Linked DNA regions of Homo sapiens: region 2 is linked to region 1. The links are chromatin contacts, found by Hi-C or POLR2A ChIA-PET in ENCODE. All regions are on one chromosome and are shown on one strand. Each heading gives the region's core, a stretch centred on a gene start or an enhancer-like site at or near the end of the contact. The rest is flanking DNA. Distances are from core to core; before and after follow the strand shown.

Region 1 (3,590 bases), core at 644-3,143:
TAGATGGCATTGCAGGAAAAGTACAGACCAGATTGTAATCAAGTTCCAGGCTGAAAAGATTTCTAAAATTAAGTTGCATAACTCAACCCAGTGGAAACATACTGATTTCATCAGAGCCATGTAAGATTCGAGCACCTTCCTTTGCACCCAGCCACTACACAGTGATCATTAGTTTCACAAAAATACTTCCAGCTGGTTGCTGAAGTTCAGAGGGAAAATGGGACCATGACCTTCTGCTAGAAGAGGCTATATGGGGCCAGCTTAAACGTAATGGACCGGAGCAGTACCCATTTTTAGAAATTTCTGTCTCTTCTGGGACCTCATCACCAAGCTGCCATTTTGGAGAAGAGTCTGGTGAAGCAGGCCTGCTGGAGCCTGGAATATCTTTGAAATGAAACCAAGCCAGGCAAGGGGACTGATTGATCCTTCACAGATCCTCAGCAGCTTCCATAAACGTCCATGATTACTGGATTCTTGAGCATAGGTAGGAAAGGAAAAAGGCTTCTCCTGATGAGTTGACAAGTGAGTTGTTTTCAGTGTTCGCCTCCCCTCTCCAACTCTGTAATACTCAGACTGTAAATACTTCTTTTTCCAGGGTAGCCACGGTCCTATTTACATTGAAATGCTGAATTTGAGTTTTACAAGCTCAGTGTTCATGTTTTGAAGCTGTAGGCTCATTTTTAGAAGGCTTTTTTTTAGAAGGCTATTACCGCTGTGTGAGAAATCCAGCCACAGCCTTCATGAAAGCCCCAGGCCAAGAACGGGGCTCCAAGACAGTGGAAGGAAAGAACCCGGGGTGCCTACAAAGGTCACAGAAGGAGACGCTCATGGACAGGAATAACAGAGAAGTAAATGTGAAGACTGGGCAGAAAGTAGGGAGTCTACCTTTGCATTCACCGTCCCATCTGACCGCCAGCCCTGGTTCAATGCCCTGGAGGTCAAGGGCAAGTACAGTCAAGGAGCAGGTTGTAAGGACCCCAAGGATTGGAGCAGTTCCTTAGCAAGGGAGTGAAGATGCATGGAGCGTCTTCTCTGTGCACTTGGGAAGCCAGCTGGCCCATCCTCCCCATAAACCCAACCAGAGGAATGTATCTGCAGCTTGTGGTTAGCTCTTTCTGGCTTCACTCTTTCTCCGTGCCCCCTACCCCCGCCACCTTTCTTTTCATTTTATATTGCATAACGTTATTTGCCTTGGGATTTGAGGCAGTCCTTTGCCTTCTTAAGGGAGAAGCATTACAGGCAGAATGATTAGGCAGTCATCCCCTGCCCTGCCGGCATCGCCCAAGGCCTGGAAAAAGTGAGAGGCTATTCCTGTGCAAAAATGGTTAAAGGCAACAGCCAGCCAGCCACAGTGATGGTGTGTGGGCAGCCTATGTAGGGGTGTTTGTGTGCCTGTGTCCCAGTGTGGATATATCCCAGGTCTTCTCTAGGTTGAGGGGTCCTGCCACTGCCCATGAGTGGAGAGTGTGGCTTCGGAGAGCAACACATTTCCTGTCTGCGCAGAGCCTGCCTGTATTCCCCCGTGGGCTGGTGCTATGGCTGGGCTCTGTTGATAGAGCTTCCTCGTGCGGTGCTATTTATAGCCCCTTGTTTTCACCTCTTGGGCTGCTAGATGCCCCTGCTTGCATGGGGGCCACCAACCTAGTCTCTGCTGCTGTTCTGCTCCCAGCAGATAGAGGCTGGCCTGGATAGCTGGAAGGCTTTTCCTTTGTCCTCACCCTTCATAGCCACTCCAGGTCACCAGATGGCAGCCACTTAGATCTTTTCTCTTCCTCCTACCCTTGCTCAGCATCTGTAAAGGTAGCTCAAGGCCGGCAGACTGGCCACAGTCCAGGGTCTGAAGCTGACTAGGTTGCACAAAGGAAATGGCTCAGACTCTGGTGAGAGCCCCAGGCAGAGCAAGCCTCTTTATCATTGGAGGGTCCGTGTTGCCCCAAGGGAGCCCAGCACACCATGTCTTGCTTGGGCTGGAGTCCCTAGGGGTCCCTCCACCTCTCATTTCAGTCTAATGCTTCACTTGCAGTGCAGCGGCAGTGTGCACCTAATAAAAACCTCAGGCTACAACATTTTGTCCTCCTGGCAGCATCCGCTGTGCATGTGACATTAGCCCTTTTAGACTTTGCCCGTTTGCAGCATAGGAAACATTCTGCAAGGAGAGCCACCATGTCTCACGCGCTCTATAGGATGCTGCCTTCAGAACAGTCAGCATGGGACATGGCTGGCTCATTACCCCCTGGACTTTGGATTATGCTCCAGTCAAATCCATCTGCCTACCCCACCCTCTCCACCCTCAAAATGGCTATGTAGATTCATTCCAGCTTCTAGTATCTCCTTCAGTACCTGCTTTGCAGTTCCCGTTTGACAAGCCCCGTGAGTCAGCTTTAACCCCAATGGAGGACTTGTTAGTCAGGAGAAGCCAGATCTCCATTACTCATCTTCAAAGGCTTATATAATCCCTGGTTGGAAGGTTCCCAGAGACAAACTAGATAATAAACAAAACAACAAAATGGAACGAGGGAAGGGGAGGGATTGGGGGAAGGCGTTCCTCCCCCTGCCTGGAACTGGGATGTATGTCAGACACACCAGGCACAGCAGAGGGAAGACAACTAGGAAATAGGCTGTGTCTCCCCGTGCCAGCCCCCTCCCCAGTGTGCTTCCAAGTAAGCAGGTGGAAAGGCTGACTTTAGGAAAGGGAAGGATTAGCGGAATCACCTGCTGCTCAGCTTATGGCCTCTGAGAGAGTTAGCCAGGGCTGCCCTCCAAAGGCAGCGGCAAGAGCTCAGAGGTTAATTTTAGAAGTTGTGAAAAACCAAGGAAGCTAAGCCTCAGGAGGGGAGCTGGGGAAGTGCTGAGGGACAATGTAGCGTGGAGGAGTTTGTCTTGGACCTTAGACTTTTTTCTTTTTAAGATTCTCAGGATTGCGTTATCCCATTTAGAACATAGCATCTACAATGAGCAGTGCTGCTCTGTTTGGCTCTCTTCTTATGTGTGAAGGTTGCCCTCTTGCTAGTTAAAACCAGAAAGCTTAAGAGTCCCTCTCTAACTGCAGAGAACGTGGCTGATGGCAAGTGTGGGGAAGTGTGGCGCCAATGTCCCTCATCCTGAGAGCCTCAGGGGTGGGTATTCTCTCATCTAAAAGATAAATACGTAACTGGCCTAACCTGCAAGGATGATGCTAGAGGCCTGGGCCTTGTCTGGAGAGAGCCACAAATCCGAGGAAGAAGTTGACTTTCAACGTCCAGCCCTTTTGATGTCTTACATAGCTGGAGGCCAGTGCACTTCAGTACATCAGGTGCGTCAGATTGGCTGTAAAGGTTTTGGTCTTTCGGTGTCTTAATATGCTCTGAGGGAAACAGAGTAAAAGGAAGGGAAAGAGTAGATTTGCTGGTAGAGAAAAGGCTGAAGAATGGACTCATGTTCCCACCGAGCTTCCTAATGTAGAGTAGTGAACTGTGGGCCTCAGAATGCCTTTCTCTAACAGAGCCATTTTAGACTGGCTGTGACTTGTTCTTCAGAAGCCACGTTCCTGACACTTGGGGATGGGGACAGAAAGGAGAAAGACAGGGGTATAGTTAAGTGTCACAGCTGGC
Region 2 (3,590 bases), core at 729-3,228, 200 kb before region 1:
GGCAGAGCCAAGCTCTTGGGCCCTGTGGCCCACACCCAGCAGCATCCCACACCCTGCTTGCAGCGGCCCCACTCTTCCATCCCTGAGTTGCAGGTGCAGCGTTCACTGTCTCCAGGCTCTGTCCTGGTAGCCTGGGCACTGTCATTACTGTATCCTTTGCTCAGATGGCCTCAGTGATTGCTGCCATCCATGGAAGTGAGTTCTCATCTCCTCCCTGACTTTCCAGGCCCCATGGAGTGTGTGTTCGCCCATTTAGGCTATCTTCCCTCCAAGACGGAATCTTGTTCTGTTGCCCAGGCTGGAGTGCAATGTCGCAATCTCGGCTCACTGCAACCTCCACCTCCTGGGTTCAAGCGATTCTCCTGCCTCAGCCTCCCAAGGAGCTGGGACTACAGGTGCACGCCACCACGCCTAGGCTAATTTTTGTATTTTTAGTAGAGACAGAGTTTCATCATGTTGGCTAGGCTGGTCTTGAACTTGTGACCGCAGGTGATCCACCCACCTGGGCTGCCCCAAGTGCTGGGATTACAGGCATGAGCCACTGTGCCCAGCCCCATTTAGCCACCTTATTTCATGTTGCTTCTCTGTAGTGTGCCGCTGCTAGACGCAGGTGGGTGCCTGCCCTGCCCTGCAGAATTCACCTTGCATGGTGCACATGGTTCATGCTGGCTTTACCTGCTCCTCCTCCCTCTTCTTTCTGTATACCCCAGACCAACTCTGTCCTAAGGGCTCCGTTTAAAGCCCATTTCCTTAATGGAATCTACTCCTGATCTTATTAATCTCTCTCTCTCTCTGGCCCTTGGCAGTTATAGTCTGTCTATGTAGTTTATAATAAACTTTATAATAAAGTCTGTCATCTAATGAAATAAGGAGCAGAGCAGATGAGTTTCAGGAGGGTGGAAGTTGGAGTCAGAGAGACCTAGGGCTGAATCTTTGTTTTACGACTTGCTAGCTGTGTGTCCTTCAGCAAGGTAATTACTGTTAATGAGCTTTACGTTCTCATCTCTGATATGAGAGGATAATGCCTTTCTCACATGGCTGTTTAAAGATTAAATAATGATAATACAACTCCTGGAATATAGTACACACTCAGTAAATATTATACTGACGGTCATTTCCTTCATGTTGGTGCTATAGATTGAATTGTGTCTCCCCCCTAATTGGTTGGTTTGTTTATTGATTGATTGATTGATTGATTGAGACAGAATTTTGCTCTGTCTCCCAAGCTAAAGTGCAGTGGCACGATCTCGGCTTACTGCAACCTTCGCCTTCTGGGTTCAAGTGATTCTTGTGCCTCAGCCTCCCGAGTAGCTGAGACTACAGGTACACCACCACATCTGGCTAATTTTTTGTATTTTTAGTAGAGATGGGGTTTCACCATGTTGGCCAGGCTGGTCTTGAACTCCTGACCTCAAGTGATCCACCTGCCTCGGCCTCCCAAAGTGCTGGGATTACAGGCGTGAGCCACCATGCCTGGCACCCCCCAATTTATATGTTGAAGCGCAAACCCTCAATGTGGAGCTAATTAAGGTTGAGACCATACGGATGGGGTCCTAATCTGATTGGATTGGTGGCCTTATAAGAGGAGGAAGAGAGATCACTCTATTCATGCACGCACACCAAGGGCAGTCCCCATGAGCACACAGTGAGAAGGCAGCCGTCTTCTCACGAAGAGAGTCCTTACCAGGAACTGAAGCTGCTGGCACTTTGACCTTGGACTTCCCAGACTCCAGAACTGTGAAAAAGTAACTTCTGTTGTATGAGCCACGCAGTCTGTGGTATTTTGTTCTGGTAGTCTGAGCTGACTAATAGAGTGTGCTTTGGCTCTAATTAGATGATGATTTGTTGAGCTGGCATTGATTGAGCCCTTGTTAGGTGTTGGGCACTATCTTACTTAACCTGACCTGTCTAATCTCTCAATTCTCAAAACCACTTTAGAAGTTGGTTAAGTTACTTGCTAAGTTCCCCTAGCCTAGTAGTGCCAGGATTAGAACTATGACTTCACGTTGCAGCCCTGTGAAATGGCACCTCCTGCAGTTGTGCAGGGCAGGCCTCTGCGGCTGTCCGTGGACGACCTTGACAGATGGGAGACCACATGTGTGTCCCTGACTCCAGTGCTCCTGCTTTCACTAGAGAGCAGATGACACACTCCTCGATGTCAGGGGAGTTGCCTTATATTTCATTTCTGGTGGCACTTAGCAAGTGCTCTGTGCACAGGAAGCAATTAAAAAATAATTTTTGGTTGGTTAATTTTCCCCAAACACTTAGCTCCTCCTACATCTGGAGAAAGAGTGAAATTTTCACCCACCCTCCCGAGCTCCCCCGTGTGCATCCTCTGAGCTGTTTGCTGTCAGCGAAGGCATTTGCGTGTCAAACCTACCCATAAACTTGCTGAGTTGACAAAAGCAAAGAGAGATCAAGTTTTCAGTTGTTGGAGAGTAGAACCGTTGTGAGTCTGAATCTGCAATTCTTTTATTCTCTCAGTGAGTAGAAGTGAGTCTTTGTGAGGATGGCCTTCAGCCAGTATCTTGACACCTCAGTTACGTAAGTAGTTCTCATCTTGTTCTCCTCTTTTGCTTTTTTCTCCCTCTCATGTACACTCACAGTAAGAGGCCTGAGAGAACGTTAGCCAACTCCTTGTTTTTTGAGACAGAGTTTCACTTTTGTTGCCCAGGCTGGAATGCAATGGCATGATCTTGGCTCACCACAGCCTCCGCGTCCTGGGTTCAAGCAATTCTCCTGCCTCAGCCTCCCAGGTAGCTGGGATTACAGGCATGTGCCACCATGCCTGGCTAATTTTGTATTTTTAGTAGAGACAGGGTTTCTCCATGTTGGTCAGGCTGGCCTTGAACTCCCGACCTCAGGTGATCCATCTGCCTCTGCCTCCCAAACTGCTGGGATTACAGGCGTGAACCATGGCACCCAGCCCTCCTTTTTTTTTTTTTTTTTTTTTTAAATGTTTGCCTCAGCTTTTGTTATTCAGAGAGAAATTGGTCTCATCTGCCTCAGGACACGGATGGCTTTACCTATAATTAATTAAGCCTTTTCCTCTCTGAAGTTGATGGGTTTGGACTTTTGAAAAAGATGGGCCATGTGGCATCTTAACTTAGGCTCAAGGTGATAGGGTTATAGATTTTAGACCTCCCGGACCCTCTCTATAGATATTGGCCAATATTCTTTATTAGCATGTTTATGTAGGTATTAGCCAGTATTCTTTATTGGCACATTTATAATTTATACCCCACTTCCTTTTCATAGGGCTTGCCATAAGACATATAGGTCACAATCAGGTCGCTAAGGTAAAAATTGAAAATAGACAAATGCAGTAGAGAGAGGGGAAAGCAAATATTCCAAATTCTTGACCTAATATATTTGTTGTGATTGAGTGCCTGACAGCCAAGGCAAAAATGGAAACTCGGCAGATTCCATAATTCTCCTTCCCTGGTAAGATGCCGACTTAGGGGAGAGACATAATCTCCAGGTGCAAGTTTATAAAAAGATTTCATTGTAAGGCTGTTTCTCCATGGGATATAAAACCATGTAATTTACAACACGTACAGCAACCTTAGCTCCAGTTCAGAGAGCCATCA

What was found. Hi-C counts contacts between places; a loop is a spot of excess contacts on that map. ChIA-PET counts read pairs that join two places held with the same protein, here RNA polymerase II (POLR2A). Pooled maps may share reads with other maps.
Region 2: a pooled map shows a loop between it and region 1 (1.8-fold over the local background). The contact joins two enhancer-like sites. A Hi-C loop is called at or near these places in 2 of 168 maps with a recorded cell type or tissue (B cell and right cardiac atrium) and 7 of 50 pooled maps. POLR2A ChIA-PET finds 5 or more read pairs at or near these places in 3 of 52 experiments (H1, WTC11 and activated B cell).

The regions. Positions count from the first base shown.
Region 1 is chr14:89,185,239-89,188,828 of GRCh38, reverse strand. All of the region lies in intron 4 of FOXN3 (forkhead box N3), which reads left to right. Among named protein-coding and RNA genes, the nearest start is that of FOXN3-AS3, 160 kb to the left of the region's middle. RefSeq lists a silencer at 291-475. Within about 2 kb of position 1,893, at least 8 of the 41 ENCODE cell types and tissues checked have a DNase peak (open chromatin) inside an H3K27ac peak, as active enhancers do; they include B cell, where a contact is called at or near this core.
Region 2 is chr14:89,384,864-89,388,453 of GRCh38, reverse strand. The region is part of intron 2 of FOXN3 (forkhead box N3); the gene reads left to right. Among named protein-coding and RNA genes, the nearest start is that of FOXN3, 31 kb to the left of the region's middle. RefSeq lists enhancers at 1,802-1,901, 2,282-2,331, 2,382-2,451. Within about 2 kb of position 1,978, at least 12 of the 41 ENCODE cell types and tissues checked have a DNase peak (open chromatin) inside an H3K27ac peak, as active enhancers do; they include B cell, where a contact is called at or near this core.